2 separate regions of the Homo sapiens genome follow, and region 2 is linked to region 1. The links are chromatin loops, found by intact Hi-C in ENCODE. Cell type or tissue: K562. All regions are shown on one strand. Each heading gives the region's core, and the rest is flanking DNA. Links, peaks and the distances in the headings are about the cores only.

Region 1 (15,734 bases), core at 3,321-11,320:
ATTTGTAAGGGGTGAGGAGGATAGAAGACCTTTGCTTTTATTTTTGTTTTCTAATCACAGAAGAAAAAATGTCCTCATTGTTAAATAACGAAAAGCCAAATGTTAGAAAAATGTAAAGTCAAGTTTCTGCAGAATTCAACCCTAACGATCCATTGTGCACCAGCCATTCTGCTGTTTGCTTTTCTTTTTCCCACCTTCCCAGTGTATCCTAGATCTCATTGTCCCGTTCTGTAACCCTGCCTGGTTTGGTTTAGGAGTGGCAGCTTGTTGTGCTATAATCTATTTAACCTGACCACGGGCATTTAGGTGGTTTCCAGCTTTTCACTATTACAAGCTACCATTTCACAAATGCACCTGTTGCCTGTTGGGGTTAGTGACCTAAGTGACAGAGTCCCGAGAGACTGAGATTACGTACAGGCTCCCGGGTTTATTAGAAAAGGATACCACAGAAAGTCAGCCACACAGTGAGGGGGTAGTAGAAAAATCCCAGCCTGATAATAGAGGCACCTCCAACTGTCCTATGGTGGCCCCCCACCACCCACAGAGTCATCTCTTGGAGGCCCTGGAAAAGTCCCTGCTGGGGAGTGGAGGGAGCCTGTCGCTGTTCCAGCTCCAGGGTACAGCTGAGAGACTCACAGTTGCACATCTGAAGCTCCCAGTATGGTGTCTGTGCTGCTGGTGGTCTGGAAGCCACTAGCCAGTCACAGCAGGGCTCAGTAAGACACCCCAACAGCTCCTTATCCTGCCAGCCCATTACCCCTCCCTACTTCTCCCCCAGCAAGAGCCAGAATGACACAGAAAGAAAAAGAAGTGCTCTGGGTATCAGAATCACCTGGGTGACACGATACCCATGTTAGACTCCAGGTGGATAAATAAACTGTGGACTATTCAGAGAATGTACTACTATATAGCAAAAAAGAAAAGAAAAAGGAAAAGGAAAGAAGGAATGAACTACTACCATTGCATACACAGCAACCTGGAAAGCCCTCAGATGTGGTAATAAGCGAAAGAGGCCAGACATAGGAAGTGTGCGTACTGTCTGCTTCCATTAGATAAGGTTCATGGACAGGCAAAACGAGTCTGATGTGCTAGAAGCAGAATAAGGGTTGCATTGGGGTAGCGGGTACTGACTGGGCAGGGGCATGAGGAAGTCTTCTGGAGAGCTGGGAATGTCAGATTTGGGATCTGGATGGTGCTTACACCGTGTGTATATGTAAAAATTCATCATGCTGGGCACTTAGGGTTATGTATCTATGTGTTTTATACGTAGATATACCCGAGGCTGGGTACTTTATAAGGGAAAGAGGTTTCATTGACTTACAGCTCAGCACTGCTGGGGAGGCCTCAGGAAACTTACAATCATGGCAGAAGGTGAAGCAAACACATCCTTCTTCACATGGCAACAGCAAGGAGAAGAATGAGTGCTCAGCAAAGGGGGAAGCCCCTTACAAAACCATCACATCTCGTGAGAACTCACTATCACGAGAACAGGATGGGGGAAACCACCCCCATGATTCAATTATCTCCACCTGATCCCTCCCACAACACGTGGGGATTATGGGAACTACAATTCAAGATGAGACTTAGTTGGGGACATAGCCAAACCATATCATACATATATGTGTGTGTATATTTCCACATATGTCAAGCTGTCCACTTAGGATTTGTGATATACATAACCCCATCTTTAAAAACATTAAGATTCCTAAGATTCTGCCTTAGACCCATTGACTCCTTGCTTGGAGGGATCCCCAAGCACTGCCTCAGTAGTGTTATGAGCAGGCGATTTTGAAAACTGCTCTTCTAAGACTACAAACCGCACAGCCTGTCTGCCATGCCTGCTCAGAGTGCACAGTGGCTTTTCTGAATGCAGTGGCTTTCCCGGAGAACTGACTTCCAAGGAGGACCACGCCACAGGCCCACACTGTGGCTTCCATCACGATCCCGGGCTCCCAGATTCCTCTTTGTGGTGTTTTTGATGATTCCCAACAGACTGTTGAGTTTGACTTTGATCGACCTCAGTTAGGTACCTCGACGGCTCCAAATAACTTAATGGTTTATTTCCTCTTCACCCAAGAGCAACTGTTTTCAGTCCTGGAATATGGTAGAGATTTTCTTTGTTTGTTTTGTTTTTAGAGACAGGTCTCACCCTGTCGCCTAGGCTAGTCTCCAGTGATACGATCATGGCTCACTGCAGCCTTGAACTCCTGGCCTCAAGCTGGGACCACAGGTGCACACCATCACACCTGGCTAAAGCTGAGATTTTGAATCTCCGAATAATAGTAATAATAATAAGAAGAATGGCAGTTAACATTATCGAGTGCTTGCATTGCGGCCCATGCTGTCCATTCACACAGCCAGTGAATCAGTGACTACTACTACTGTCCTGAGTGCTTTCTGTGCATTTTCTCCATTAACTCTTACCACTACTTCATGAGGAAGTTTTGGCTTCATGAAACTGGGGCGTGGGGAGGGTCAGCAGTTTGCCCAAGGTCACAGCACAGCTAGGAAGTGGCAGGGGCGAGATGTGGACACAAGCAGGCCAGTCCAAGTCCACGATTAAACCCAGAGCTTCCCAAACACTAGCACGCATGGGGAGCCCTGCACACTTCTCACATGCAGAGTGCTGGGCCCACCCCTGGAGATTCTGACTCCGTGGCGCAGGGCCGGGGCCCAAGATCCTACAGGTCTGACAAGCTCCGGGGTTGCTGTGCTCCCCATCTGAGGACAAGACTCTGAGTAGCGAGGCTCCAAACCATGCCCCCAGCAGGTGTGAATCGTGTTCTGCCTTTAGCTGTCCTGGGGGCCGGGCAGGTGAGCTGGTGCAGCACTCACACAACATTCCAAAGGACAGGCGATGGGACAGCAGTGCCTGCCTTGCAGGGTGGCTGGTAAGAACACAGAGGGAAATATGCCTGGCAAGGGCCCAACACTGAGATATCAAACTGCAGGCCATAGGCTGCAGCTGGCTAGTAGACATGTTTTTGCCGGCCAGCACAGCTTTAAAAGCTAGTTGATTTCAGTGGCAAACATGTCAGGATCAGGAGATGCAGTGTTGGAATCTGGTTTTGCCTCTCTTCACTGTTGAAAGCCCTCACCATACTGGCCTGCATTTCTGCAGGGCCAGGCGCTGGGAGCTGGGGAATGGGGTTGCTCTTCAGTTGACCCCAGTGCCCTTGGGCCCTCATCACCCAGTTTTCATTGTTGGGCCCCCATAATGCATGACAAACTCTGACATCAGACCTAAGTTTGAATCCCTTCTCTGTGACTGTCTCTGTGCACGGGTAAGTTAACATCTCCGAGATGTTTTTGCTCATCTGCAAAATGGGAAGAATGAGCAGGATCATGTGATGGTTAATGGTCATGTAAAGCACTCAGCCTAGTGGCCGGCATGTAGTAGGGATTCAGCAGGAAGGGACCTTTATGCAATCATGTTGCTATATAAGGAGGAAAAAAACCCTACTGTGGCCTTCAGAGTTGATGATGTGATTTGTGATGGCAGAAGGGGGCAGCTTTTTACCCTCATTCATGGGTGGTTTGTGAAAATGCCCACACACCAGCTAATCTCCCCCTACTCCCAGCTCTTTGTTGCACTTTGCCATCAATGAAAAGAAAATGTTGGAGTGTCTTTTTTTTATTTGGTGTGGGAGGGCGGGGAAGGGCTGTTCTCTGGTGATGCCTTTGAACTTCCTGGTGACTGTACATTGAAGATGATCTCTTTGCTGGTTAAAAGTTAAGCTCTTCCCAGTTAGTGTGTTTAATCCCAGCAACCCAGAGGCTTACCTGATTCAAGTACATTAACGTGGTCATCTGCTTGTTACCTGGCTTATCTTTCCTCCAGCATGAGTTAACCTGTTTTGTTTTTTTCTCCCTCTAGATTATTTGCTCTCAAATAACTACGTAAATTCTATCATCGTTCATAAATTTGACTTTTCTGATGAGGAGATTATGGCCTATTATATATCGTTCCTGAAAACACTTTCGTTAAAACTCAACAACCACACTGTCCATTTCTTTTATAATGAGGTAAGTAATTGCCAGAGGGGCACGTGTGGGTGTAAAGCCACACGTGGCTTTTTTTTTTTTTTTTTACGGCAGCGCCTTATATCTGGATGGTCTTGTGTCTGTTTACAAAGCTCTTATATGCTTGTTATGATTTTCATGGCAACACTTTTGACTTTGGCATGTTTAAAAAATTTTTTTAATTAAATAAGTTACCTTTCTATTAAAAAAATGTAATTCTTTGTAGAGACAGGGTCTTACTATGTTTCCCAGGTTGGCCTTGAACTTCCGGGGCACAAGCGATCCTCCTACCTTGGCCTCCCAAAGTGTTAGGATTACAGGCATGAGCCACAGCACCTGGCCAGCCTTTCCATTGTTAATGTAAAATTCAGTTTGTTCTGAGAGCTTTATACTTGGTAGAGAGGAGACATGCCCAGATGTTGTCTTGGGGAAGTGTTGCCCTGTGGGAAAAACAGGAACTCCAGTCAGGGCTGGTTTTGTCACTTCCCTGCTGTGTCACCTTAAGGAAGTCCCAGTCCCTTTCTGAACCTCAGTTTCCTCATCTGAGAAATGGGGATAAGAATATACATCTTGTAGGGTTATTAGGGGTTAAATTAAATGAGATGATGTCTTCAAAGTGCCAGTATGTACATAGCTCCCTAAAAGCATAGACGTTGCTATTGTTGATAAGATAATGTCCCTGACATTCTTTGGGAGAATTATTAAAATGAACAACTTAAATAAATAAATTGCTCCTGTCCTCACACCTAAAAGGGGTTTGAACAATAGGGTCAATGTATCACCCACACCAAAAGGTCCAGGCACTGGTCGTGCTGGGGCTGGTTCATCCTGTGGTTCAACAGTATCAGCGAGGACCCAGGCTTTCCCATCTTGCTGCTCTGCTGACTATACAGCTGGCATCCATCCTCAGGTTCAACCCCTCATGGTCACAGGTTGGCTGCCACTGCCAAAATGCCTGATGAGATCACTTCCCTTCTTGTGTCCCTTTTTAACTTCCAAAGAAAACTTTCTCAGAAGGTTCTCACCAGCCTTCCCCTCATGTTTCCCTGCATCCCACTGAGTACTTCTTAGGTGTCAGGTGCTGGGATAAGCACAAGACCAGAAATGATCTCATTTAATCTGGAAACCATAAAGTAGATGTTATTATCCCCATGTTATAGATGTAGAAACAGAGGTTTAGAAATACTGCATTGCACAGGTTAGAAGTGGTAGAATGGGTAATGAACCCAGGTCTGACATTATCTGGACTCATTTTCTTTTTAATTATAATTTTCAAAGTAGAGATGAGGTCTCGTCACATTGCCCAGGCTGGTCTCAAAACTCCTGACCTCAAGCAATCCCCCCTCCTTGGCCTCCCAAAGTGCTGGGATTCTGGGCATGAGCCACCACTCCCAGCCAATCAATCAGTGATTACTACTACTACCACTACTACTGCTCTTTTTTCTTTTTTCTTGTTTTGAGACAGGGTCTTGCTCTGTTGCCCAGCCTGGCGTGCAGTGGCACGATCACATCTCACTGCAGCCTCCAACTCCTGGGCTCAAGCCAACCTCCCACCTCAGCCTCTCCCAAGTAGCTGGTACTATGGGTGTGCACCACCACACGGACTTGGACTCTTCTGTTTCTTCCATGGCTTTGCCTTCCTGTCCCTTTCTACATGCCCCATTGGGAATGAACCACTGACTTACGGTTCACATTGGCAACATTTTTTTTTTTTTTTTTGTCTTTTTCTGAAGTCTCTGATGGAATTCAGAGAGTTGGGGTGGGGCCAGGCCTGGCTTATGGGCTTATAATTTGTTTTCGTTATTTCTTTTGTTTTAGCACACCAATGACTTTGCCCTGTACACAGAAGCCATCAAGTTTTTCAACCACCCTGAAAGCATGGTTAGAATTGCTGTAAGAACCATAACTTTGAATGTCTATAAAGGTAAGTGTCCTCATGGGCTTGTGTCTCGGCTGATTTCTGACTTGGCAGCAAGCACTCACTCCCGTGTGTGTGCGTACAGTTCTCCGATTGTCACGAGGGAGCACATTGATGATGAGCCGTGGCAGCTTCTCTCATGAAAAACTTGGAATCCCCTAGCATTTAGCTGGCCGCTCATGGAAATCCTTGCCTTCTCCAGGCATGTCGAAGTCTTGCTCATGCTGCTACATAGAAGTAGGATGTCCTGAGAGGCACGTGTGGGATTCAGAGTGGCTATGTTTTAGAATTTGAGAAAGCAAAGTTGTCTTTTTAATGTGTCATTTAAATTTTTGTGTCTTGGCTTGTGAAATATACTTTAATACAGCTAAGGGGTAATTTGACTTTTAAGTAATATATAAAAGCATGTCACATTGTGAACAGCAGGGGGCAATGTTGTATTCCCAACAGGCTGCAAAGCCCAGCACTAACAATTCCTCCTTTCCCTCAAGATGTTCTTAATGCCCAAAACATTGCCCCAGGGAAAAAGCCATTCCCCCACTCTCCGCTGCACTGACACAAAGGCTGCCTGGCCACAAGTTTCCTGAACTGGAATTGCCCTTCCAAGGCGATGCTTGGAAGTTCTCTGCCTAATTCCTGGGTTATTTTCCCCGGAGTCACCACAGTGGAGATGGGACTATTTTCTCAGGGATGAAAGGGCTTTGACTTTCATGAGCCAAAATGTTATTACTCCCTAATGAGGGTGGGGGCTTCTCAGGGACTCACTCCAGCCTAGCACTGGGCTTACATTAAATTTAAGAACCTTTCTAAGAGCCCAACTGGACCCACCCAGGGGTCGCAAACTGAGGACCTGTGGGCCATATCCAGCCATCAGACATGTTTTAACTGGCTTAGTTTTTGAAAAAATGTGTAGTTGCCAGTATTTAAAAATTGGGAGATCTTCCATGATAATCTGGATTTGCACCTTGAAGATGTAGATTTGGCTAGTCAAGGCCCACAGTCCTGCAGTTGGGGGGGTCAGCTGGCACAGAAGCAGCTGCCCCTTTGGGGTCAAGGCCCGTGCTCCCAGGTCACACGCTGGACCTCTGGCAACTAGCCAACGTGGCAGGCTTGTAAGATTGTGACCCTGGTCCAAGCCACAGTTGGTTCTGCTGCCTCCTGCTCTGTTTTCTCCTGTCTCCTTCTAACCTTATCTCTCTGTGCAGATGCCTCCCACCCTAGTCTCTCTCCCTCTGAGCAGCTCTCTCACCTTCCCAGGTCCTAACCCTGTTAACTGTTGTCTGTTTTTTGCTTTTCCTTCAATGACGATTCCTGTGTTCCTTATTCCAGTGTCATGTAAGTTATTAACCTCTGGTTTTCTGCTTTCTTAATCTACCCTTATATGTAAATACCTTGCTTGAGAATGGTGTAATTCTCAGTGTAGTCTAGCTCAGTCTGCTACTGATAAGTAGGCTCTCCCATGCACCATTAATGTTTAGCCCAACTAATTTATTTTTAAGTATAAAATATCATAAGAACTGCCTTGATGACTATAGTTTTATGAATAAGATAAACATTTTTAAGTATTTCCAGGAAAGACAGACAATTTCAGATTATAGCAGAGGGCTTTTTCATTGTGGTTTTTGGGTTTTGCTTTGTTTTTGTTTTTTTTTTAATCTTCCCCAAGTTATTTTTGGTAGCTTGACTTTTTTTTTCTTCTGTGAATTTTCTCAGTGGATAACCAGGCCATGCTGCACTACATCCGAGATAAAACTGCTGTTCCTTACTTCTCCAATTTGGTCTGGTTCATTGGGAGCCATGTGATCGAACTCGATGACTGCGTGCAGACTGATGAGGAGTAAGTGACACCCCCAGGGCCACTCAGTAGATAGACAGGGTGGTTAGGGGAGAATTCTGTTTTCATCAAGGAAAAATAAACACAAGAACCGCACTTCCCTACCTCTGTGTAGGCAGAGCATGGACTTCCGTACTGTAAAAGGTCCTGCTCACCTATTTGTAATAATGAAATGCTGGAAACAACTCAGACGCCTCCCAGAGCAGGCGGGGTAAATCAATTCAGTACAGCCATAGATGGGGCTGCTACGCAGCTGGTGAGAAGGTCAAGGGGCTCTGTCAGCTGATGAATGCATTAACAAAATGTAGTCTGTCTGTACGATGGAATAGTGTTTGGCGATAAAAAGGAATGAAGTGCTGACACTTGGTGTGGCGTAGATGAACCTCAAAAGCATTATGCCTAGTGAAATGCCCAGAATAGGTGAATCTATAGGGGCAGAAAGTAGATTCGTGGTTTCCTAGGGCTAGGATGTTGTGTGGGGACATAGGAAGCAACTGCTAATGAGTATAGGGCTTTTTTTTCTTTTTTGAGACAGAGTATTGCTCTGTCACCCAGGCTGGAGAGCAGTGGGGTGATCATGGCTCACTGCAGCCTTGACCTCCTAGGTTTAAGCATTCCTCCTGCCTCAGCCTCCCAGGTAGCTAAGACCACCAGGCCTGTGCCACCATGCCCAGCTAATTTTTTTGATTTTTAGTAGAGATGGGGTTTCGTCATGTTGCCCAGGCCAATCTTGCATTCCTGGGCTCAAGCAATCCTCCTGTCTCGGCCTCCCAAAGTGCTAGGATTACAGGTATGAGCCATACATCCGGCCAAGTAAGGGGCTGCTTGCTTTTTTTTTTTTTTTTTTTTTTTTTTTTTTGAGACAGAGTCTTGCTCTGTCTCCCAGGCTGGAGTGCAGTGGTGCAATCTTGGCTCACTGCACCTCTGCCTCCTGGATTCAAGTGATTCTTCTGCCTCAGCCTCTGGAGTAGCTGGGATTACAGGCATGCACCACCACGCCTGGCTAATTTTTGTATTTTTAGTAGAGACAGGGTTTCACCGTGTTGGCTAGGCTAGTCTTGAACTCCTGACCTCATGATCCACCCACCTGGGCCTCCCAGAAGTGCTAGGATTACAGGTGTGAGCCACTGTACCCAGCCATAAGGTGCTTTTTTTTGCAGGGGGGATAACAGTGTTCTAAAATTGACTGTGATCATGGTCAGGCAACTATGTGACTCTACCAAAAACCATTACATTGTGTACTTTAAATAATTGAATGTTATGGAATGTGAATTATACTTCAATAAATCTCTTTTAAAAAACAGATTAGGATGGTGGTTTTGTCCTCAAAGGGATGATTAGAAGTTCCAGAGCAGGATTTCTTTCCCTTGGCTCTATTGACCTCTTGAACTGGGCACCATTGTTGGGGGGGCTGTCCTGTGCGTTGTAGGATTTTTAGCAACATCGCCAGCCTCTCTACCTGCTAGATGCCAGTAGCACCCCTCCCCAGTCGTACCAACCAAAAATGTCCCCAGACATTGCCAAATGTCCCCTTTAAGGCAAATTCACCCTCACTTGAGAACCACTGCTCCAGGGTGACAGCTTTGCCCAGGCCTAGTGAGAGGTGCACCTAGATGGGGTCAGGATGCTAAAGGGACCAGGGCAGACCCATTGGAGCAATTGGGAAAGCTAGAAGCCTTATGGATTTAAACAGTCATGGATGCGAGACATAATGAGACACTTAACTATAGAAAGAACAAAGTTATACAAGCAAGGAAATGAAATCATAGTCCTCTATTTGGCTCCACAGGGAATGTTATGACATCAACCCCAATTACTGATAACTACTTGTGGGGAAGGGGCAGAGAGAATGGAAGAGTTCTGTCATAACAGGAGGTCAATAGATAATACCTAAAATGGCTCAATTGCAAAATAGGAGTCCATGCAGATTTTCTAGAAATATGGGAGGAACTATCTGCAGAAACAAGTAACTGCCTCTGGACAGTGAGGAGAAGTAGAGGAGGGCTGGGTGCGGTGGCTCACACCTGTAATCCCAGCACTTTGGGAGGCTGAGGCGGGCAGATCACTTGAGGCCAGGAGTTGAAGACCAGCCTGGCCCCATCTCTACTAAAAATACAAAAATTAGCCAGACATGGTAGTGCACCCCTGTAATCCCAGCTACCAGGGAGGTCAAGGCAAGAGAATTGCTTGAACCTAGGAGGTGGAGGTTGCAGTGAGCTGAGATCGCACCACTGCACTCCAGCCTGGGTGACAGAGCAAGACACTGTCTCAAAGAAAAGAAAAAAACAGTGGAGGAGGCGAGTCTGGGCCAGGAGCTGCTCTTTTTCATTATCAGCTTATCAATGCTATTTGAGTTTTAAACCTAGCTGCATATATTACTTTGATATTTTTTAAACCAAAGTATTAAAAAGTGAGGCACTTTAAATATACCATTAGAGAAAATGTTCCAAAGTATCTTATTAAGTGGGAGAAAAGTGCAAAACATTGTGCATAAATGTTCTAGGTCTCAGGCGCACGGTGGGTTCATAGACATTCATTATACTGTTAGGCTTTACAACATGTATTTGCTGTAAATATTTACCAAATATCTTTTTTCTTTTCTTTTTTGAGATGGAGTCTTGCTCTGTCACCCAGGCTGGAGTGCAATAGTGCAATCTTGGCTCACTGCAACCCAATCTCCCAGATTCAAGTGATTCTTGTGCCTCGGCCTCCTGAATAGCTGGGACTACAGGTGCATGCCACCACCCCTGGCTAATTTTTTTTTTAATATTTTTAGTAGAGACGGGTTTCACCATGTTGGCCAGGCTGGTCTCGAACTCCTGACCTAAAGCAATCTGCCTGCCTTGGCCTCCCAAAGTGCTGGGATTACAGACATGAGCCACTGCACCCAGCTGAAATATCTTGTTGAAGTATAAGAAATAATTGGCTGGGCATAGTGGTTCATGCCTGTAATCCTACCACTTTGGGAGGCCGAGGCAGAAGGATCACTTGAGTCCAGGAGTTTGAGACCAGCGTGGGCAACATGGTGAGACCCCTCCACCCTCTATGAAAAATTTTTAAAAATAGTTGGGCATTGTAGCAGGTGCCTGTAATCTGAGATGCTTTGGAGGCTGAGGTGGGAGGATCCCTTGAACCTGGGAGGTTGAGGCTGTAATGAGCTGTGCTCATGCCACAGCACTCCAGCCTAGGTAACAAAACAAGACCCTATCTCAAAAAATAATAATAAATAAATAAAAGGAATAATTATCCAGAATTATGTAAAAGAAGCAGAATTGATCTTGTTTTTACTTTTTTTTTTTCAAGTATATACAGTTAGACGGATAGAAATGTGACATCTATATTTTAGATGTGACTACTACTAGGAGAGGTAAAAATGTAGAAAAAACAGACATTAGGGTTATAAGTCCCAAAATGTTAATAGTGGATATTTGTTAGTGGTGGGTTTGAGACTTTGAATTCTATTTGCTTTTATATTTTAATTTGCTGTTGTCAAAAATGATCATCTATCAGTTGGGTAATAACAACAATACAAACAAAATGCCTAGCTAGCATTTGCTGCATACTCCTTGGGGGTGGTGAAAGCATCCTCACCAGCTGTTTCTGGAGTGTGAGACTGACTCCACCCAAGAGACATTACCCCCTGGCCCCCCATCCCCAGCATGCTGTTGCTAACTGCTGGGAGACGGAGACCTCCAGGGCAGGGGCCTGGGGGAGGGGTGTCATGTCTTTGCTCTATGTCTGCATGTCGTCAGGGCCACTGGGGTGGCCACGGCTCTGGAGGCCTGCTTTTCTCTTTAGAACTCCTCTGGAGCATTTTAATTACAGTGGATTTATTGCTCCATTAGTGCTGCTTATCTGGGGAGCCAGGGGATCTTGCCACAGTGGCTAGTAGCTGTGCTTATGCAGTGGCTTGCTGGAAGAGTTTAGCAGCATTTTGCTTTGTTTACCTCATTCTGGGAGACCCCAGCAGTCCCCTGAAATTGATTTTAGTAAACCTGCCCATTTTCCCTTGTATATCTCCCCAGTAGGGGCCAGGATAAGTGTCTCTTGAGACTAACTCAAATATGTGGATGAACTCACAGTGACCTAAGTCTCAGGCCATTGATGTTAGGCTCAAAGGCTCCTAGTGTTGGCCTCCAGGCTGAGGTGGTCATTTCTCCTGGCAGGCATCGGAATCGGGGTAAACTGAGTGATCTGGTGGCAGAGCACCTAGACCACCTGCACTATCTCAATGACATCCTGATCATCAACTGTGAGTTCCTCAACGATGTGCTCACTGACCACCTGCTCAACAGGCTCTTCCTGCCCCTCTACGTGTACTCACTGGAGAACCAGGACAAGGTGGGTCCAGCCCCGTGGCTCCCGCTGGCTGAAGGCCATCAGAAGTGGGGAAGAACAGTCCCCAGTCCCCTGGAATGGGGCTGAGCATTGCAAATCAGGACTGAGGTTTTTTTTTTGTTTGTTTGTTTTTAAAAGACGGAGTTTTGCTCTTTTACCCAGGCTGGAGTGCAGTGGTGCGATCTTGGCTCACTGCAACCTCCGCCTCCTGAATTCAAGTAATTCTCCTGCCTCAGCCTCCCGAGTAGCTGGGATTACAGGTGCATACCACCACGCCTGACTAATTTTTGTACTTTTTGGAAGAGACGGCGGCATTTCACCATGTTGGTCAGGCTGGTCTCAAACTCTTGACCTCAGGTGATACACCTGCCTGGGCCTTCCAAAGTGCTGGGATTATGGCCAGAACTGAGGTTTTGAGCCCAAGGGAGATTCCTTTCAAAGCACACTGGCTTTCCTTTCCTTTCCTTTCCTCTTATTTCCTGAGACAGAGACAGAGTGTGTGTGTGTGAGAAGACTATAAAAGTGAATGAGAAAAGATTACCGACATCAGGAGGAAACAGGAAACATCTACAAATGTAGGGTTTTGGTTTCTGTGCATCCTTCCCTGAAGTGTTCTCCTCCCCAGTAACTTTTCCTGGTAGTTGCCAGAACCCACTGATTTGGAGAAGATACAGACAGCGACAGAACTTGCGCAGCATGGAGGGAAGGGATGGAGCACACTCAGGGAACGGTCCCAGGGTGGTGACTGTCCACTGTTAGCAGGCCCCAGAGGCCTGTGGGGATGACGGCTGGTAACATGCAGGGCCTCAGGACCAGGAATCTGCATGTCTCACCTATCCCTCAGGTGATTCTGATTCTGTGCTGCTGGTTCTCAGGGCCCCCCTGTGAGGAATGCTGCTTCTGGAGGGGAGGCCTCTGTGCAGTTCCTCCGGAGGTAAAAGGGCCTCAGCAGGAGGCAGGACAGAGCCAGCTGGTCACCATGCAGAGGTGCTCCAAGGGGATGGAGTTTTCAAGATTCTCACTACAGATGAGTAAATAAAAGAAAGTGTATTTTTAGTAGAAACGGGGTTTCACCATGTTGGCCGGGCTGGTCTCAAACTCCTGATCTCAGGTGATACGCCTGCCTCGGCCTCCCAAAGTGCTGGGATTACAGGCATGAGCCACCGTGCCCAGCCAGGACTGAGGCTTTGAGCCGGAGGGAGACTCCTTTCAAAGCACGCTGCTTTTCCTTTCCTTTCCTCTTATTTCCTGAGAGACAGAGACAGAGTGTGTGTGTGAGAAGACTATAAAGGTGAATAAGCGCCTTAGCTTTACCAGAGGCAGCTCTGGGAGGCAGAGACAAAGTATGAGAATTGGAGTTTTCAGACCTGCATTCAAATTCTGCCTCTTCCCTTTCCTAACTCTGTGACCTAAAGCAGTTAACCTGAGCCCGTTTCTTCGGCTGCAAAATGAGGGCCTAACTATTCTTCTCTAACAGGGTGGGTGTGAAATGGAGCATCTTGAAATTCATTATAAACGAGGGGCTTTTCCAAGGCCAGAGTGCCCTAAACCTCCTCCCCCATGCTTTGAAAATAACTTCCCAAGAACAGGCCTCCTGGAGGCCTCTCCTGCCGGGGCGTCCAGTGCCCCAGCTGGTACAAATGAACGTGCTTGGTAACTTAAGGAGCAAGTTCTCGTGGGTCAGCCTCTCATCCGTGAGTAATGGTGAAAGGTTTCTCAGATGGAAAAATAGTGTCCTTGCAAACAGTATTGAGTGGGATTTTGCGGAGTGGACTTTTGAGTAGCACCAAGAAAGGACAGCCCTAGGGCCGTGGAGGAAGTCAGTGGGACAGGACGCCTTTGTTCACACAGAAGGCTTTTGGCTTTGTGTATTTTGTGCTGCTCGCTTGTGTGACCTGATCTCTCTCTCTCTCTCCTGCCACCCTGCACTAGGGAGGAGAACGGCCGAAAATTAGCCTGCCGGTGTCTCTTTATCTTCTGTCACAGGTATGCTTGATCATTCACCAATGTCCCCACTACATTTGGGGTCCCTTGGCGTGCCACTGCCTTGAAGAAAATCCCCAGGCCTTATCACCCCATCTTCTCTGTCCCCCCCATGCTGGAGTAAAATAACAGCAAAACAGAAGGGGCTTTCTGTTTTCCAGGTACTAAATAGAGGTAGTGTGTATCTTTTTCATGGTAGGAGATGGAAATCCAAAGAGAAATGAAAAATAAACCAAACCTAACTTGTATAGTTGATTTTTACCATGAAGACTGAGGTTTCCAAAACAACTGAGGAGTGCTTGAAATGCCCTGGAAATGTGGGCTGCATCGCTTTTACTCCTGCAGCTTTGAATGAAGCCCCACACTGCAGAACCCACAGCGTGCATACACACAGCAACCTTGGTGTAACAAACTTCCTGAAATGAGTCTATTGTTAAAGGGCTTTATCGCGGTTCTAGTTCCCAGATTACCGTGTGGAAGGAATCTTGTAGCAACCTTAGCTCTCAGATTTGTGTCTTGAGCCAATTTATCTCCCTCCCCTCCTTCAACAAGTGTGTTTCCTTCATGTAATTATGTAATATTTACAAGAAGGGAAAAACTCCATGGCGACCCAGTTACATAACTTTAAAAATATTTTTATTACAAGCAGTCCAGACTCTCAGGGCATCTCATTAGACTATTAAGTAGTCCAGCATTTACCCAGAATTCTGTTTCCGCTTTTGCAATGGCACAGGTATTTATTTGCTTTGATGAGGAACTGTCCTTCTGACTTGATCCCCAGCTGTTTTGAATTTGGGGCGGGGCTTTGTCTTTTTGGCCCAAGAGGAGAGGTTCAGAGGCCACCTCCTCCCCGGCAGGTAGGCCAATCCGGACATGTCCTGACCATCACTCACAGCCCAGAGTCCTATTCTGGGGCTATTTGCTCAGAGCTCTGCACGAGGCCAAGTTTGTCTGAATGCCGCTCTGTACGACGGCGCTGAGCATAAACCCCAGCCTCTCCTGGCAGCTTTTTTCTGCTGCCTCTTTCCAAGTCTGCCGGCATCTCCTGCTTGAGATTCTGAGAGTCCAACAGGACCCAAGCAAGCCAGTTCTCAGCCCCAGGAATCATATGGAAAGCATCCTCAGGACCCTTCAGCTGTTGGAGCATTGCCCGGGCAGGGTCTCCTCCAGAGAGCATGGCCGCCAACTGCCCACAGCGGGAACGTCAGTGGAGAGAGTTAGGACTTTTCTCTGAGACTCCTCCCTCACCGGTTTGCTTTGTAAAGGACCAGTAGCCCATGCACCCAATTACTTGTTTCAGTATCTCACAGAAAACATAGCTTGTAATTCATTGTTCCTCAAACTTGAGTAATACATCCCTTTTAAAGATAAACAACCTGAAGCCCTGTTTCCCCCTGCATTTTCATTTAGCTTAATGAAAATGTGACCTAAATGTGTGAAAAACCTAAAATCAGGTATAAATCCTGTGTCCTGAAAGCCCCTACTTCAATATAAAATCATTGCATACTTGCAAATTATTTTACAAGCATAGCTAGAAAACCATGAAAATTTTTATGGATGACGTTAATTTGGTGTGACAGGTGATGCTGTCCTCCTAAAACCAAACTGCTAACAGAGTGTGGTGTAGGCAGCTGGGCC
Region 2 (15,734 bases), core at 2,720-10,719, 190 kb after region 1:
ACTCCAGTCTGGGCAACAGAGCGGGACTCCATCTCAAAAATAAATAAATAAATAAAACCCACCACTACAAAAAACAGAAAAATTACCCAGGTGTGGTGGTGTGCACCTGTAGTCCCAGCTACACGGGAGGCTGAGGTGGGAGGATCAGCTGAGCCTGGCGAGGTCAAGAGGCTGCAGTGAGCCGGGATCATGCCACTGCACTCCAGGCTTGGTGACAGAGTGAGACCCTGTCTCCAAAAAAAGAGAAGAAAATCCCAGTTATTGCCTCATTGGGCCCAAGTTCCAGGCACCGTAAATTCCAGCCGAGGAATCAAAACAGCGAGTGCTACCTGAACATTTAGATTGCGTTAATGCTTTCATCCTCACGAACCCTGTAAGGTGTGGTGGTGTCACTCTGCTTTAGAGTGACAACAGTGCTTTAGAGGACACAGGCTCGTGGGGTGAACAGGTCCCCTGCTGTCACATGCCCAGAGCCACGGCACTCTCCTCACCACCGTATCCTGTAGCCAGAGTAAAAGTGACAAGCCTAAAGCCAAGTTGCTGCTCTTCAGGTTTCTCCCCTGCAGATAGCAGAAGGCTCGTGTCCAGCCGTCCGGTTAGCCATGTCCCACAGGTCTGCCAGGGCAGACGTCAACAGAGCCCTGTCCACTTAACAACCTCAGCTGTGGGTTTTTGAAGCTTGTTCTGTGCTGTTATCCATCACGGCCTTTCTGTGGCTCCGCACATACTCCCTGATTCTATCTGACTCACATAGTTCCAGATAGTATCTTCAGTTCTTGTTGTAGATGATGTGTCATAGAACGTCATCAGCCATCGGTCTGGCCTAGCCCCAATCTGTTAAAACACACGGTAGGAGAGACTTTGGTGAGGTGACCCAGCTGCAGAAGTTAACTACCCCACCCTGCAAAGTCGGAGTCCTGGCGAACACAAGCAAATGGAATGGGTCCACAGGCATGGTGCTCTCTGCCTTGGGTGCATACTAAGTATGTGTCAACGGCAGGTGCCTTTTGCAGAGAATCAAGACTAATTCCCTGGCCCCTTTGTACAGTGCCACCTCCTAGAACACACGGAGCAGGCCAAACATGTCAGTGTAGGATACACACTGTACGGCCTCCCTGCTTCTGGCCAAAAAGGTCAAAATGGGGCTGATGGGATAAGAGACTTGCTGGGGAAGAATCTGGCGCTCCTGGCCGGGCATGGTGGCTCATGCCTGTAATCCCAGCACTTTGGGAGGCCAAGACGGCTGGATCACCTGAGGTCAGGAGTTTGAGACCAGCCTGGCCAACATGGTGAAACCCATCTCTACTAAAAATACAAAAACAAAAAAAATTAGTGGAGCATGGTGGCGCACACCTGCAGTCCCAGCTACTTGGGAGGCTGAGGCAGGAGAATCACTTGAATGCGGGAGGCAGAGGTTGCTCTGAGCCAGGATTGTGCCACTGCACTCCAGCCTGGGTGACAGAGTGAGACTCCATCTCAAAAAAAAAAAAAAAAAACACAACTAATCTGCCACTCCTTGGCCAGCCAGAACCTTGGGGGGCCATCCTTTGCAAGCAGGGCCATAGTGACCCACCCTGCTCCTGGTGCATTCCTGATTCTGCTCCAGCTGGGGTCAGTGAGCGCCTGTGCCTGGGAGTCTCCTGGGTGCTGTCTAACCCGCCTTCCTCCTGCTGCCGTTTCAGCCCTGCTGACTGCCGCAGTAGAGAGGCAGCCCAGATGGCCGCTCCCAAGCTTGCTAGTGCCTTGGCTGACAGACTGTTGTGGAGGTCTTTGCTTGCTAATTTACAGACGGTAATACCAGTGGAAGAGGGCAGGGGCTGGGCGAGGCAGGGACTGGGTCCTTGGGAATCAAGCCCAGCCCTGGCGACCTTCAGTTCTAGAAATCCAAAGCAAGGTTGCACCACTGCGAGAGATTCCAAGATCTGGTCCACCTGTGTCCCCCATGTGCCATCCAACCCTCTGTGGCCTGGATAGGTGCTCATGTAAGATGCACGCATTCCTCATATTCACACAGCCCAAATGCCCGCCCCCCCCCCCACCCACCCCCTGCCGGTAGCAAAAGGGGCATTAGACTTGGCAGCCCTCACAGGCAGACCTTCACCCGACAGCAAAAACATTTCTAAGGGCACAATTAGGACACAGAGAGAAAGCAAGATACTGAAAGACCATTTTTTCTTTTCTGCAGGTTTTCAAGGATAGTGTTTAAAATCTGAGAGGATTTATCCATGGATAAAGAGCTATAGGCTAAAAGACTCTGCAAGTTCCCAGCTATTTTTGTATGTTGGACATGTTATCCGTTGAAAAGCAATCAGAAATAAAAAGTATTTAAGCGTTGTGAGGTGCAGCCTAGTCAGTGATCAGTGATGTGGGGGTCGCCCATGGTGGCAGCTCAGGCTTGGCCCGGGAGGCCATACGAACATCCCTTCCCCAGGTGCCTGATGTGTAGACCTGCGCCCTGGGCTGGACAGGAAGTGGCTTCTTCAGCACCAGTGCACAGGAAGAAAACCAGATATCACCATTTGGGGGCAAGTCCTTCATTGCCCCGAAAGCACAGAGTTTTGTGCACTGAAACAGTAAATCATCTGAGACTTATTAAAGGGATACTGAAAAGGGGTCTCTGTGCATATACCTGAAGCTTTCCCAAACTTCAGGGTCCTAGCAGTGAGGGAGGAAACTTCTGGGGCCCCCCAAGGCTCCTGCAGGCCCTTGGAGTCACTGCTATCTGAACCCTGCCCACATGTCAGTGAATGCTTTTGTTTCTCTTTGGTTTTTGTGTAGATTCCTAAGAGGAGTCCCGGGCAAGGACCCAGGCCTCACCTGGCCCATGTCGGTGTGCTGTTGCTAGACTTGAATCTGAACCCTGCTTCCTCAGCCCCCAACACGTGCTCTTTGAGCAGCCGTGGGTAGTTTGGGCCCTGTGCCCTGTCTTCCTAAGGTGGCTTTCCTAGGGTAGCCCCCCACTGAGTAGCTCCTAGCCCCCGCCTGCCCTCGGGTATTGCTGTCATCTTGCCAGGGTGTAGGATCCAGAGCTGCTTCTTGAGTCAGAAGCACGAACAAGAAGGTTCTATGTCACCTGCAGATCTTTCTAGTAAGCCGCAATCTGTCCAGAGCCACCAGCAGCTGAAGTCCCAGACTTAGTCACCTCCCAGCCCCCCATCTCTCGCCCCAGGGACCTGGCAGGCTGCACTGGGAGGTGAAAGGGCAGATCCAAGGAAGGAGCCGACAAGGGGAGAAATAAGGCCATGCACACTTGCTGTCTTCAGTTTGTGTGCGAGGTCACAGGGCCGATTGATTTTTTTTTACTGTTTCCCAGCATCGTGATGGGTGGTGAGAAAATATGAACACTGCATCGTCAGAAACCTGAGCCACAGCCTCGGAATGAATTTGCTAATGAAAGGCAAGCTCAGGGCACCCACGCCTCATGGTCCTCATTCACGGCAGAGACTGTGGAAAATGCACGGGTTGCTTCTCCCGAATCAGCCCTCAGCGGGTTTTATATTATGCTTTGCAATCTGCAACAACCATAAATAAGTGTAGGTTTTTCTTAGGGCAGGCAGCTCTCCTGTCCAAATCTTAGAGCTTTTTCCTAAAAGAGGTCTATTGAAAACTGGACTTCTTTGACACACCTCTAACTGAGATTTAAATGTCTTAGTCTCATACCTCAGACTCAAAAGCCCCCCACCTCCAGAGTTTGGTCAAGGAGGCCCCAAGGTATGACAGACACCCTGGGGTTAAAAACAGAGGCTGGAGACCGGGAGCAGTGGCTCATACCTGTAATCCCAGGACTTTGGGAGGCCGAGGGAAGAGGATCACTTTAGGTCAGGAGTTCGAGGCCAGCCTGCCCAACTTGGTGACCCATCTCTACTAAAAATACAAAAATTAGCTGGGCATGGTGGTGCATGCCTGTAGTCCCAGCTACTTGGGAGACTGAGGCAGGAGAATTGCTTGAACCTGGGAGGCGGAGGTTACAGGGAGCCAAGATCATGCCACTGCACTCTAGCCTGGGTGACAGAGCGAGACTCCAGCTCAGGGAAAAAAAAAAAACAGAGGCTGGAGACCCCTCTGGTTGCATACAAACGGCTCACAAGATAGATGGCCTGGCTTCGCTGGCTTGGGGTTTCCCACTTCTTAATTTTCAAAAGGAGTATGAATGAAGCTGTCAACATTTTCAAAATCAGGAGGTGTTATGTCAAAATCCAGATATCCAGCTTCTCTTGACAAACTGGAGACTGCGGCCATACTGAGGTCCATGTTCTCCTGCAGCAGCAGTTAGAAGAAGCTGGAATCTGTGCTTTCTGATTTGCCCCAGTCTCTACCAGGCCCTGCCATCTCCCTGGCACAAAAGCTGAATGTCCCATGGACTGCATGTATTAGCATGCCTGCACTGTTGTTTTAATAGAAGAGAATGGTTTCTCAGTGTGCGTGTGTCTATTAAATAAAGGGAAACAGATGACAGATAGAGAGGACCACCAGTGTTTTATCTCCAGCCCCTCCTCATTACATTACCGGGCTGGCCAGCCTTGCCCTGTCTGATTTTCAAAAGTAGGATCCACAGAAGTGTCTAGAAAGGGGAGGGGAAGGCCCTCCTTGGTAAGGCACCATGCCAGCCCGAGCAGTTCCATTTTCATCTCATGTATAAATTGGAGTTTCACCATTTAGAAAAAATGTTTGAAAAGGGCTGTCATAGGGCGTTATCTTTGAGGAATGAGGTTCCATCTGCAGTCAGGCAGTTGTGTCTCCCATTAAGCTGCTTTCAAAGACATGCCCCAGGAGGGTTTCATGGGACAGAAACCTTGTGGGTGAATTGGTGTGTCGTGTAGATCGCCTGTTTTTTTCCCTGTGGTCTTAGCTCCTAGGAAGCTCAGAGTTAAATGGTGACATTAGCTTCCCATAGCTTGAAGTCTTTCTGATATAACTTTTCACCTTTTATTGTCGGGTTCTTATTTACTTTTTGTTTTAGTAGCTTTCAGTATTTAGTATCTATGGCATTTAGGCTTGGGTTTTAAAATATAACATAAGCCATCTCAAACCCTTCCTGGAAACAGGTAGTATGTAAGGGCATCTGTAGGGAATGAGGCTGCAGGGCGAGGTTAGTGCTTTTGAGTTGAGTGGAGAATCCCCAAATTGAATTCAGAGCCAACTGGGTTCCTTCCCTTTCAGCTCCCTAAAAGGTTCCTGTGGAATCCCCTATAATCTCAGGTAGTTTTCACATCTTCCAAGGGTAGATTTTTTTTTAAGCCTGAAATAGTTGCACTTTAGTCACATGGCCAGTATCCTCAGAGTAATTACCAAGTGCAAAGCGGCACCAACTCCAGGCAGGCCACAGAGGTCGGGGGGCGTCCCTGCTCATTTGGAGATTCAGAAAACTTTTGGTGCAAGCCCACTAGTTTTTGTGCCTACACACATCCAAGCCCTTCCCACCCTTTAGTCTCTCTCGGGCCTCGCTCTTTCTGGGTCTTAACAATTGTGTGTAATCTCTGTGACCAGGTGTGAACCCAGACAAAAACTCGGTCCCATCTCTGGTTTCTACCCAAAAAGTCCACTTGCACCACATGGGAAAGAGTTGACCAAGTGTTTCATAAGCCCTAGGTGGCGGGTCACCTCCCCACCTCACTTGCCCCTTTCCCTCTTTCCCTTCAGCCCACCACACCTAGATTCCACCCAGCAGGTACAGGGCAGCTTTTTCTGCACCAAAAACTCTGGGAGCCAGCCCGTCCCTTGTCCCTAGGGGACTTAACTCACATCCCCGCATTAACAAAGTTTTTTCCCTAACTGTATCAGTTAAGATTAAGTTCAACTACATAGTAAAGATAAACTCAAAGGGGAAGTTAATTTCCCTCTCGGGTAAAAGAAGCCTTGTAGTCAAGAGATACACAAAGACGTCAGGGACCCAAACTCCTTCCTTTTCAGTGCTCTGCTGTCCCTAATGTGTGATTCATCCTCATAGCTCAGGGCAGCTGCTGGAGTTCCAGCCATTGCATCCATTTTCCAGGAAGCAGAATGGAGGAGGATATACCCCCTTTCCTTTTAAAGAGCTTTCCAGGAAATCCCACATGCCACATTCATTTCTATCTCACTGGTCACAACTTAGTCACTTGGCCACGACTAGCTTCTGGGTTCTGTAACTGCAACCGAAAGGGAGAATGGTTATTGAGAGACAGCTTACAATATCAAGAACACTGTCCAAAACCCTCTTCTTTTTGCTTTTTTGTTTTAAGCCTTCCCAATAAAGTGAACAAAACCCTCTTAACCTAGAGGATTCCAGGTGCTAGCTATTAATGTAATGATAATCATCACACTAAATACCTAAACATCTTTGCAGTCAAATTTCTTATGCCCTGCTTAGGTAGGCCGACTCCTACACAGCCATCAAGGCCCCAAGGTTGGACAGAGCTGCTGCAGAAGCACAGGGGAGAGAATAGTTAACCCTACCTTATGCAAAGACTCCTCCCAGGCTAATGCTGAGCTGCGTGAGCCATGAAGAATGGGGCAGGGGTTTGTAAAGACAGAAAAGAAGCAAAACAGAACTCCAGACCGAGGGAACGGCCTAGCAAAGGTTGAGAGCAAGTGGTTCTTGGTAGGAGGTCTGAGGACTGACCTAGGCTGCTGGAGGCAGATCGCCATATTTCCACATCCCCACTCCTATGCACACCCAGTGATTCTGGGGTTGTAGGAGGGCCTTGACTCGAAAGATATCTGGGGGTTCCAGCTTCCCTGAGTCCTATGGATTTGACCAACAATCTAGGCATAAAGAGCAGAGATTATCAACTCAAACGCCCACACGGCCAGGCAAGTTGCAAGAGCAGGGACCCAGCTCTGCTCATCTCTCTCCCGTTGCTGTCCTGCAGGAATGGGGCCCCATAAAGCCAGATCTTTTCATTTTTTAAGAAAGCAGAAATCCAGGTCTGTGTGTAAAAGCTCCCAACGTGTCCATGGTGGTACCTCCAACAAACACACATATAACATAAATAAGCAAAGCGAAACTCGTGTGCAAGCCCCTAGGCGGCTGCTGGCCGGCTCTGAATCTTGAATCACATGGTTAAGTGATTATTGGTGGGGAAAGCTTAAAGACCTGTAGAAGAGGAGGAGGGGGGCATGTCCAAGGTCTCGAAGTCAGTTTGGGCAGAGCTTGGACTCAAACCTGGGGTTCTGACTCCAAGCCCAGCTTTCCTTCTGTCAGTGGGCCTAAAAATAGAAGACTGACCTTTTCTTGGTATTTTTGTGCTTCACAAATGCCAGAGCGTTATTCATTAGTTCATCTTCCCAAAATAACTGGCAGAACACGGCCAGAGGGCAACAGGAAGACTCTGGGCTGCGCCCCCCGACCGTGAAACTGGGGGCTCCTGGGAAGTGGGGGATGTGTCTCACCATGGGCATAGTTTCCCCCCACTGTTGGAGTGGCCTGCCTGGCCCTGCTCTTGGTGAGTCCAGGGGAGAGAGCTTCAGAGGGCAGAACAGATCTCAGGAGGATGTTAGGATCGGGAGCTTGAGTCTATCCAGTTCCCAGGCAGTTTGTGTTCCCTCCATCATCCTCCCTTTTTTTTCTCTTTTTGGTTTAAAATAAGGTTTACAATAGGAGTCTTGGAAAATTCAGACAAGCACAAAAAATAACAAAACTCACTGCAGTACAACTACCTGCTTCTCTCACTGTGTCAGCTTCAAATCTCCAGCTGCCTTCTCTGCTCTGGACAAGGGGGAAAGAGAGCACAAATTTTTTGCAAGAGCGGAAACATATGGGACATGCTTTTTCTAACCTTTTTTCATTGACTCCATCTTGAGCATTTCCCCCAACACTTAGTCTTCTCTTACCAGCGTGTTGGTTGGCAGCAGGGAATTTCATCATCTAGAGGGATTAGAATTCACTTAGCCTTTCCCCAGTTCTTGGACTTATCAGCTGTCTTCTGTTCTCTGTTCTGCACACCAATATGCTGAATATCCTTGTAGTTCGGTATGTGCATCCACCCACAGTGTCGTCTGCAGCATGGGATGCTGCAGGTGTGGAATTGGTCAGATGGTGTGAAAGTCCATGCAGCCTCTGATACACATTTTGCAGGCTGTCCTTGAAGCATACCCAGGGAGAGCCAAGACTGTTATCACTGGAGAGGATCTCAGGGAGGCCGGTTTGCCTTCACTCCTGTCGCACGATCTCTGGCTTGTCTGTGTGTTTGCACCTACTTCGCAGCCCAAGTGTGTTTGATTCATACACCAAAAGCCTCTGGCACCTCTGCCAAAGCTAGTTCATCAGGGACTGCCTGACTGGGATGAAGCAGGAACCAGAGGACAGGGCGCTCTGGCCATAGACATTCACCCTGAATTCTCCCCAGCACCCTCCTGATTCTCTGATGTGTTGCCACTTTGATTTGGGGAAAAACCCCTTGAAATTGCAGGTGGGGGGCCTTGGCCATCCAGCAAAATAAAGGAAAAAAAAAGCCAAAAGTCACTGTGGCTTTCTGGTCTCAGTGCCACTGGCAAAGGGAGAGAGAGTGGAAAGGAGGGAAGTGGGAGTTTTAGTAGAAGTGGGTGAGGGAGAGATGTGTTCAGTAACCTCTGCTCAGCTAGACCCTGCAAATGGATGGGATCGGTAGTTGGTGATTTTTTTGTTTGTTTGTTTGTTTAACTCAGTACATGCAGATTTTACTGCCAATCTATGACTTGATCCCAACCCATTCCCAAAATAAAAGAATTTAAGCATCCTGACTGCAGTGCCAGCTTCTCATCTGCTACCCTACATGTCCCACTGCAGATGTCTTTTGATAATAAACCAGGTTTATGATGCTGTAATAAACCATGGCTTTAAAGAGGGCAAGAGAAAAGACGTGTCTTCTTCAAATGGGCCTGTGACCACCTTGGCAACGGCTATGTCATTGATCCCTTCCAGCCGGGGTCATTGTCGGGAGCATACAAGGTGTAATCCCAACTCTGTTACTACACTGGCTGGCCCTCTGTTCATGGCCCTGATAAATAGGCAGCTCGGGAAAAGCCATCTTGACATTTTGATTTGTTAAGGGGTAATTCATTTTCGAGGCAAGTAAACAGCTTGTAAACTGGGGGGTTTACCGCTCTAAGTGATTAAGAAGTGAGCAGCTATAAAACTGGTTCCATGAGGCTGCGGCTGAGTGTCCCCAAGGAATCTTCCTGCCCAGTGTTTGGATTTGCCGGATGTTTGCCATAGTTCATCTGAGCGGGCCCCCGACACACACACACACAATATATCACATTGTGCCTCTTCCTGAGAACTCCAGCTACATTCATCCTGCCTTTCTCTCCGCAAGCAGACCTCTGCGGTAGGTGCGGGCAGGAAATACCCTCCACGCAAGAGGAGCTGGTGCTCAGGATGACCGCCTCACTCGGAGACTCACCCTGCTTTCACTGGGCCCCATGCACTTGCCATTATAGTCAGCGCTTGTTAAGTCACCCCCAAAACCCAACTGGGGGTATAAATAGGGCCCTTGCCTTTTAAGGAGCTGATCTTTAGACGAAAACAGCTTCACATGAACCTGAGTGGAAATAGCCCCTCCTTGATGGCCCGGAGAAGAGTCCTGCTAAGCCCTAAGCTGAGCCGCAGGTCCCATCTGTAGGTGAAAGGAAGGAGGCTGAGGGACATCAGGGACTTGCCCAAGGTCCCTCAGCTGGGAAGTGAGCAGAGGAGGGTTAAATCCCAGGCTTCCCTGGTGCCATAACCTGGGTGTCATCCCCTGCACCAGATGGGCACACTGCTTCTGTCCAGAGCCAGGTAACCTGGCAAAAAAGCCTTTTAGGCTTTGCAGGCCATGTGGTCGCTATGGCAACTGCTCAACTCTGCCGCTGATCGAGAAAGCAGCCATAGTCTCTGTAAACAAAGGACCGTGGCTTGTTCCAGTAAAACTTTACTTACCAAGCAGGCAGCAGGTTGCAGGATGCCAACCCCTGCTAACACCCTGCAGCCTTCCTGAGTTTCAAGAAAGGTGAGGTCAGGGCCTAGAGGGCCTTCTGGAAGTAGTGTTAGTAGAGAGCTGGACCGTGTGAAGTTCAGGCAGGGCAGGTGGCATGAATGGGGTCCAGGGCTGGCTGTGGTGAATGCATTCGCTTGAGGAGTGGGAAGGCTGCAGGAGTGACCAAGAGGGTTGAGATCCCCTCTCTCAGCTGGAAGGAGGACTCGCCCCCCCATATCTCCACCGCAATTTGGGGCTGCTTCTGTGCCACGAAGCACCATCACCATGGGTCCTGCTTGGCTCCTAGGGGCTGAAGTCGTGGCCTGCAGAAAAGCACATGTCCACCAGAAGAGGGGCTCCTGGGCCGGATAAAAGGGGCTTTGATTTATCGTAAAGAACACGTATCGGCCAGGTGTGGTGACACACACCTGTAATCCCAGAACTTTGGGAGGCTGAAGCAGGAGGATCACTTGAGTCCAGGAGTTCAAGACCAGCCTGGGCAATACAGTGGGACCCCCATCTCTACCAAAAAAAAAAAAATTATTTGGGTATGGTGGCATATCCCTGTAGTCCCAGCTGCTCAAGAGGCTGAGGCAGGAAGATCACTTGAGCCTGGGAGCTCAAGGCTGCAGTGAGCTGAGATCACACCGCTGCACTCCAGGCTGGGCAACAGAGTGAAACCCTATCGCAAAAAAACATAAAGAACAAACATGTATACTGAGCTCTCACCATGTGCCACACCCTGTTCTGGGGTGTGATAATAGTTCTTTCATTTTATTCCCACAACAGTGGGAGTATGTAGTGATACTCCAGGTTGTGGCTGGGAAAGACTCAAGAGAAACACAATAGCTGTTCAAGTGTCTGGTGCTTCTGTGTGGGAAACAGGGGTGCACCCAGGTCTGAGTGTCTCCAAGATGAGGGGCTCGTTCATCCCCGCTGGGTCAGTTTACCGCAGAAACGTGTGGGCAGACTCCACCTCCAGGTCCCGGAGATGCTGAGGGCCATTTGAGACCATCATCACTAGCTCTTTGCCAGGGCTTTCGTTGTTCCTGAACCTGACTTCCCTAGAACCTCAAGGGCAGAGCAAATTCTCTGGAAGGAGCGTCCAGGGCACTGTCCTCCTGCCCGGGTGTGACTTCAGAGCGTGGGTCCCCCAGGTATGACTTCAGAGCATGGGTCCGGTGCCCTTCCTTGGACACCATCAGCAGAAGCCTGAGACTCTACCATGAGGGCATCTAGCATCCCTGGGTGAACTTGCCACGAGGCTGCACGTCCCTCTTCAAGGGCACAGCTGGCACGCTGCTGAGCCAGTATCAGGCACTCGGATTTACGACTCATGGCCCCACACTCAGCTCTGTGGCTGGTTGTACTCTGTTCCTTGAAATAAACCTGTAATAAACCTTTTCCTTGAAATAGCTTCAAAATGTGGCTGGGTCAGGGCCACGACCAGTGAGGTCAGCCTGTTCCAGGGAACAGAGCAGGACTTTCAAGGAACTGAGGTTGGGTTGTTCAGTGGAACCATGACATTGAGGCCCTCAGGCCTACTCTTTGCTTCCACTTGGTCACCTGGTACTTTGTCTTGCAGGCTTCGCCGTGGCCCAGTGCATAAACCAGCACAGCTCCCCGTCCCTGTCCTCACAGTCGCCACCCTCCGCCAGCGGGAGCCCCAGCGGCAGCGGGAGCACCAGCCACTGCGACTCTGGAGGCACCAGCTCGTCCTCCACCCCCTCCACAGCCCAGAGTCCAGCAGGTATTGGCCACGTGACTCAGTGATATGGGGACATTTGGAGAACCCCGTGATCCCTCACCATTACCAAAACCCCTGACCTCCAGGTCCTCCTTGTCACAGCACTTGAAGGATGATGCCGCTCAGGTGATCTGCACATGAAGCCTCTAGAGATTCCTCTAACTTGATGTTCCCTCCCAGGCTGGGTCAGCTCCCAGATGGGGAAGAATTGCTCCTTTTTCAGGCCGGTCCCCACCGAAGCTGTCACTGACTGCAGAGCTGATGGGCAGCAGGCGGGCTGCACCTAAACCCACCCTATCATCACCTCCACAGTCTTAGGTGTCACAAGGAGGGGTCTCCCAAGGGGATTGTTTGCAGTCTAGGAAAAGAATCGCGTTCCTGCTGATTTTTTTTTTCCTCTGTAACATACCAGTTTTGTCCTTAAATGTGGTGCGGTCCAGTTGTTCGAGTAGGCACGCACTTTGCCACTCTTTGGTAGGATGTGATGAAGTCGTATCTTGCCATCCTTCAACTTATTCCACTTCAGACATGGCACAGAGGGAACCCGGGAGTGAATGGGAGCCCCTGGAGTCAGCCTGGAATGGGACATGCACCAGCTCCTCGTTCTCGGCTGCCGTGAGCTATTCGCTGTGTGAGATGTGGGGAAGTACAGACACCAGGCCTCTGGCACAACATGGCCCCAAATTGTAGCCAGAGGAGCAGGGATGAGCATCCATGGCCTTGAGCCAGCAGGATGTTCTGTGCCCCAGCAGCATCCCCCCGCCATGGGTCGGGGGGTCACACCAACTGCCTGCACCTCTGACTGGAGATCCTTAGTATCCTTCACTGTTCCTGCAAGTTCCCCTCCAGAGCCCTCACTCATCATATTTCAGGGGCACGTGGCCCACCTCTCATTGAGTTCTGGATTGATTGATCATGGCAGGAGGACACGGGCTACTGCAGAGCCAGGGAGGTCGAGGGCCCTTGGTCACCATCCTCTCAGCACCAGGAGCCAAGATCTCCCTGGGCACCTACACCTCTCTCTTGGGCACTTCCAGCTTTTGCATTTCCAGTTCATGCCTGTGGCTCAGAGCACCCCAACCCACCTGTGTCTCTCCCATCCACACACAATGTTACCTGCACTTCATATTGACTTCACGAGGCCCAGGCAGGAAAGTCACCCCACAGCCACCTCACTGAGAGATCCTCTTCCACTCGGCACCTGCTCCAGGGCATGACCACCCCTTCTGAGCTATTTCTGAGCCCAATTTAAGGTTGGCTGCACATCCAAGCAGATGCCACCCCTGTTGCCAGGCTTGTAGCTGGGAAACTCCAGCAGAGCTTCTTTCAGAAACTAAGACGCACCCTCAGTAGCCCTCTTGATCCCGTTTCATGCTTGCTCAGGGGCGGGCATGCAGGGTTGTGTGTTCATGCACCCCAACGCACATATTTACCGTTGCACTGGGGATGAAAGCTTCCTTGCCCTTGTAGCTGTGGTCACCTTTCTGTCATTTTTAAGGACGTACAGCCAACAGCTAAGTGAACAAACAGCCATATACTTCTTTGCCTAAAGTTAACACCGGCAAAGACCCACAGTATCAAAAATGATCAAAAATGGGCTTCTGTATATGGATGTCTACCTGAATGTGACCCCTGAGGCTTCAACTCTGCACTTTCCCAGGGCCTGGTGTCTGCAGTGTGTGCTAGTTTCTTTTTTCTTGGCCTCCCTCAGCCCCTCTGTCCCTACCCCCACCATCCCCTGCATGGTACCAGCGTAATGTCTTCTCATCTCAGAAATCCAGTGGCTATTAACTTGGCTGTCAGGTGGCCAGGCAGTTCCAGTCAATAAGTGAGAGTCAGGACCTCCGAGGTGTCTGCTCCCATTTGGTGCGTCCCCAGCAGGCCTGCGGAGACAAGTGTGTAGGTCCCCATTCTTTATGCAGCATGACAGTAAAAGCCTGAGGCCCAGCCTGCCTGTCTGGCTCTGCAGACACTGAGACAACTCACCTGATGAAGGGCCATGCCCGGTGGGCAGCCTGGGCTTTACTCTTACAGATGCCTCAGGATGCAGCTATTGATCCCTGGCAGGAGAGCTCATCAGAGCCCACAAGCTCCTCCCTGTCTTGAGGCCAGACTTCTAGGCCAGCCTGCAATCTCCCTCCCAGTCCACCCAGACCAAAGCATATGGGCTTCCCATGTTCCTTGTAGGGATGGGCCTAACCAGATGGCTCCAACATCTGCCTGCTGTTCCAGCAAGCCGCAGAGGAGAGAAAGCCAAGGACAGGAGAAGGGAGACAGCTTTGTTGGGATAGGAGCCCTTCTGCCAGTTGCTTGATTTGACATTGGCTCAGAGTGCGACTCAGCATTCAGGCTTCTGATGAGGGAAGGTCACCCTGCGTGGCTCGCTCACCCAACTTTCCACCCACCAGGGACCTGGCCCTGATCCACCAGAGATGATATCCTTGGAGGGCCAGCCAGGCAGCGGGGTGGGCCAGGGCCTCTCCTCCAAGCTCATTCATCCTAACCGCCCACTGCCTTCAGCCTGGACAGCAGAAGACAGCTGCAGCCCCCTACAAGGGGCAGCATGTCCTCAAAGTGGTTTTTGAGGGTACAGTGCTAAGTCAGAGGCGATCCCGTCTCTGTGATTATGGAGCCTCCCAGAGTCCAGGAAGCTCCCTTTTGTAGAGAGCGGCTGCCAGACCCTCCGAAGTCAGAACTAGGAAACCCCAGTGGCTTCTTTGCCATTGATTTGTTTTTTGTTTTGTTTTGTTTTTTTGAGACAGAGTCTTGCTTAGTTGCCCAGGCTGAAGTGCAGTGTCGCAGTCTCGGCTCACTGCAACCTCCACCTCCCAGATTCAAGCAATTCTCTCACCTCAGCCTCCTGAGTAGCTGGGATTACAGGTGCGCACCACCATGCCCAACTAATTTTTGTATTTTTAGTAGAGATGGGGTTTCACCATGTTGGCCAGGCTGGTCTTGAACTACTGACCTCAAGTGATCCACCCACCTCAGCCTCCCAAAGTGCTGGCATTACAGGCATGAGCCATCACGCCTGGCCCTCCTTTGCACACTTTGCATGGCCAGGTGTTTGGCTGGGCAAGTACACAAGATATGCCATCCCCCAAGTGATGAGACAGGCCCAGTTTTCCATAGCTCTAGCCCACGGTTTTGAACACTTGAATTGTTCAAGGATGTTGTTAAAAGCTGGGAGTGACCTTCATGCTGTTTTGACAGTTGGTGTGGCCCAGGCACCCACCAATCAGCCTAGGCTCCTGCTGTAGCCACGGCAGGGCCTTCTCAGTGTGCACCTGCTGTGTGGCGTCCCAGTAGATACTCCTCCTGAAATTGAGCCCACCTGTGCCAGACACCATGCTTATAGGCACTTCACAGATGTCCCCTTGTTGAATCCTGCCACACTCCGCCTCACATTGTACAGTAGAAAACACAGGGGCCCAGAAAGGCTGTGCAACTTGGCCCAGAGGATGCAGCTAGCCAGCAGAGGAGCCAGGATCTGAAGCCTAGCCTTGGCAGCCCTAAAGCCCATGCCAGCAGAATATCCGATGCGGTTTCCAAGACTGTCTCAGGCACCTCCAGGGTGTCGCAGAGACCCGGGCCCCGATCTGGATCCTGGTTGGAGGCAGCCCATGAAGTATGTTTCTCCTTCCAACGTGCGTGGCTGCTCTAGGGCCCAAGTGAAAAGTCACGGCCCCACTCGTGAAGGCCTGCTAACATGTACAACCCCAGCCAGCAGAAGGCTGGGTGGTGTGAACCCCTGGGGGAGGAAGGCCTGGTGCTTTCCTAAAATCAGCAGCAAAGTGGACCCCAGGGAGCCCACGTGGGTTCATCCCACATGAGGCAGTGAAACCAGCTGATGCTCAGTTGGGTTTTCCGCCTCCAGCCTGCGTCCAGCTCAGGGGACCTTAGATTTCCTGCCTGAGTTTGAAAACTCTCCACATTTATCCCAAACACGTTCTCACCTTCCCGTGGGGACCTCAGCCTGGCTCCCAGGATTTAGGCTCAGGCTGTCCTCTTGGTTTTGTGGACTTGAGACCTGATCCAAGAGATCTCTCCACCCGCCCGGCCCACACGTGGCCTTC

The links. A loop is a pair of places that touch in the nucleus more often than their neighbours do. Peaks named below come from ENCODE experiments on the same cell type or tissue, not always from the same donor. Only the 100,000 strongest peaks of a DNase experiment are listed, where the experiment ranks them.
Region 2: it touches region 1 in a loop (4-fold over the local background); 2 of 110 quality-filtered maps call a loop at or near these places.

Annotation. Positions count from the first base shown.
Region 1 is chr16:10,965,284-10,981,017 of GRCh38, forward strand. CLEC16A (C-type lectin domain containing 16A) reads left to right here. Exons shown (of 24, transcript NM_015226.3): 4 at 3,878-4,026; 5 at 5,842-5,947; 6 at 7,271-7,276; 7 at 7,655-7,778; 8 at 11,942-12,116; 9 at 14,046-14,099. Among named protein-coding and RNA genes, the nearest start is that of CLEC16A, 29 kb to the left of the region's middle. RefSeq lists enhancers at 234-313, 14,619-15,120, 15,121-15,620 and silencers at 6,249-6,543, 6,867-7,044. In K562, for the core only: a CTCF peak has its summit at 6,366 (motif pointing right); DNase peaks (open chromatin) are centred at 6,398 and 7,118.
Region 2 is chr16:11,154,892-11,170,625 of GRCh38, forward strand. CLEC16A (C-type lectin domain containing 16A) reads left to right here. Exons shown (of 24, transcript NM_015226.3): 23 at 11,497-11,661. Among named protein-coding and RNA genes, the nearest start is that of SOCS1, 93 kb to the right of the region's middle. In K562, for the core only: no CTCF peak of the experiment used is centred there; DNase peaks (open chromatin) are centred at 4,727, 6,066, 6,670, 10,679 and 1 weaker place.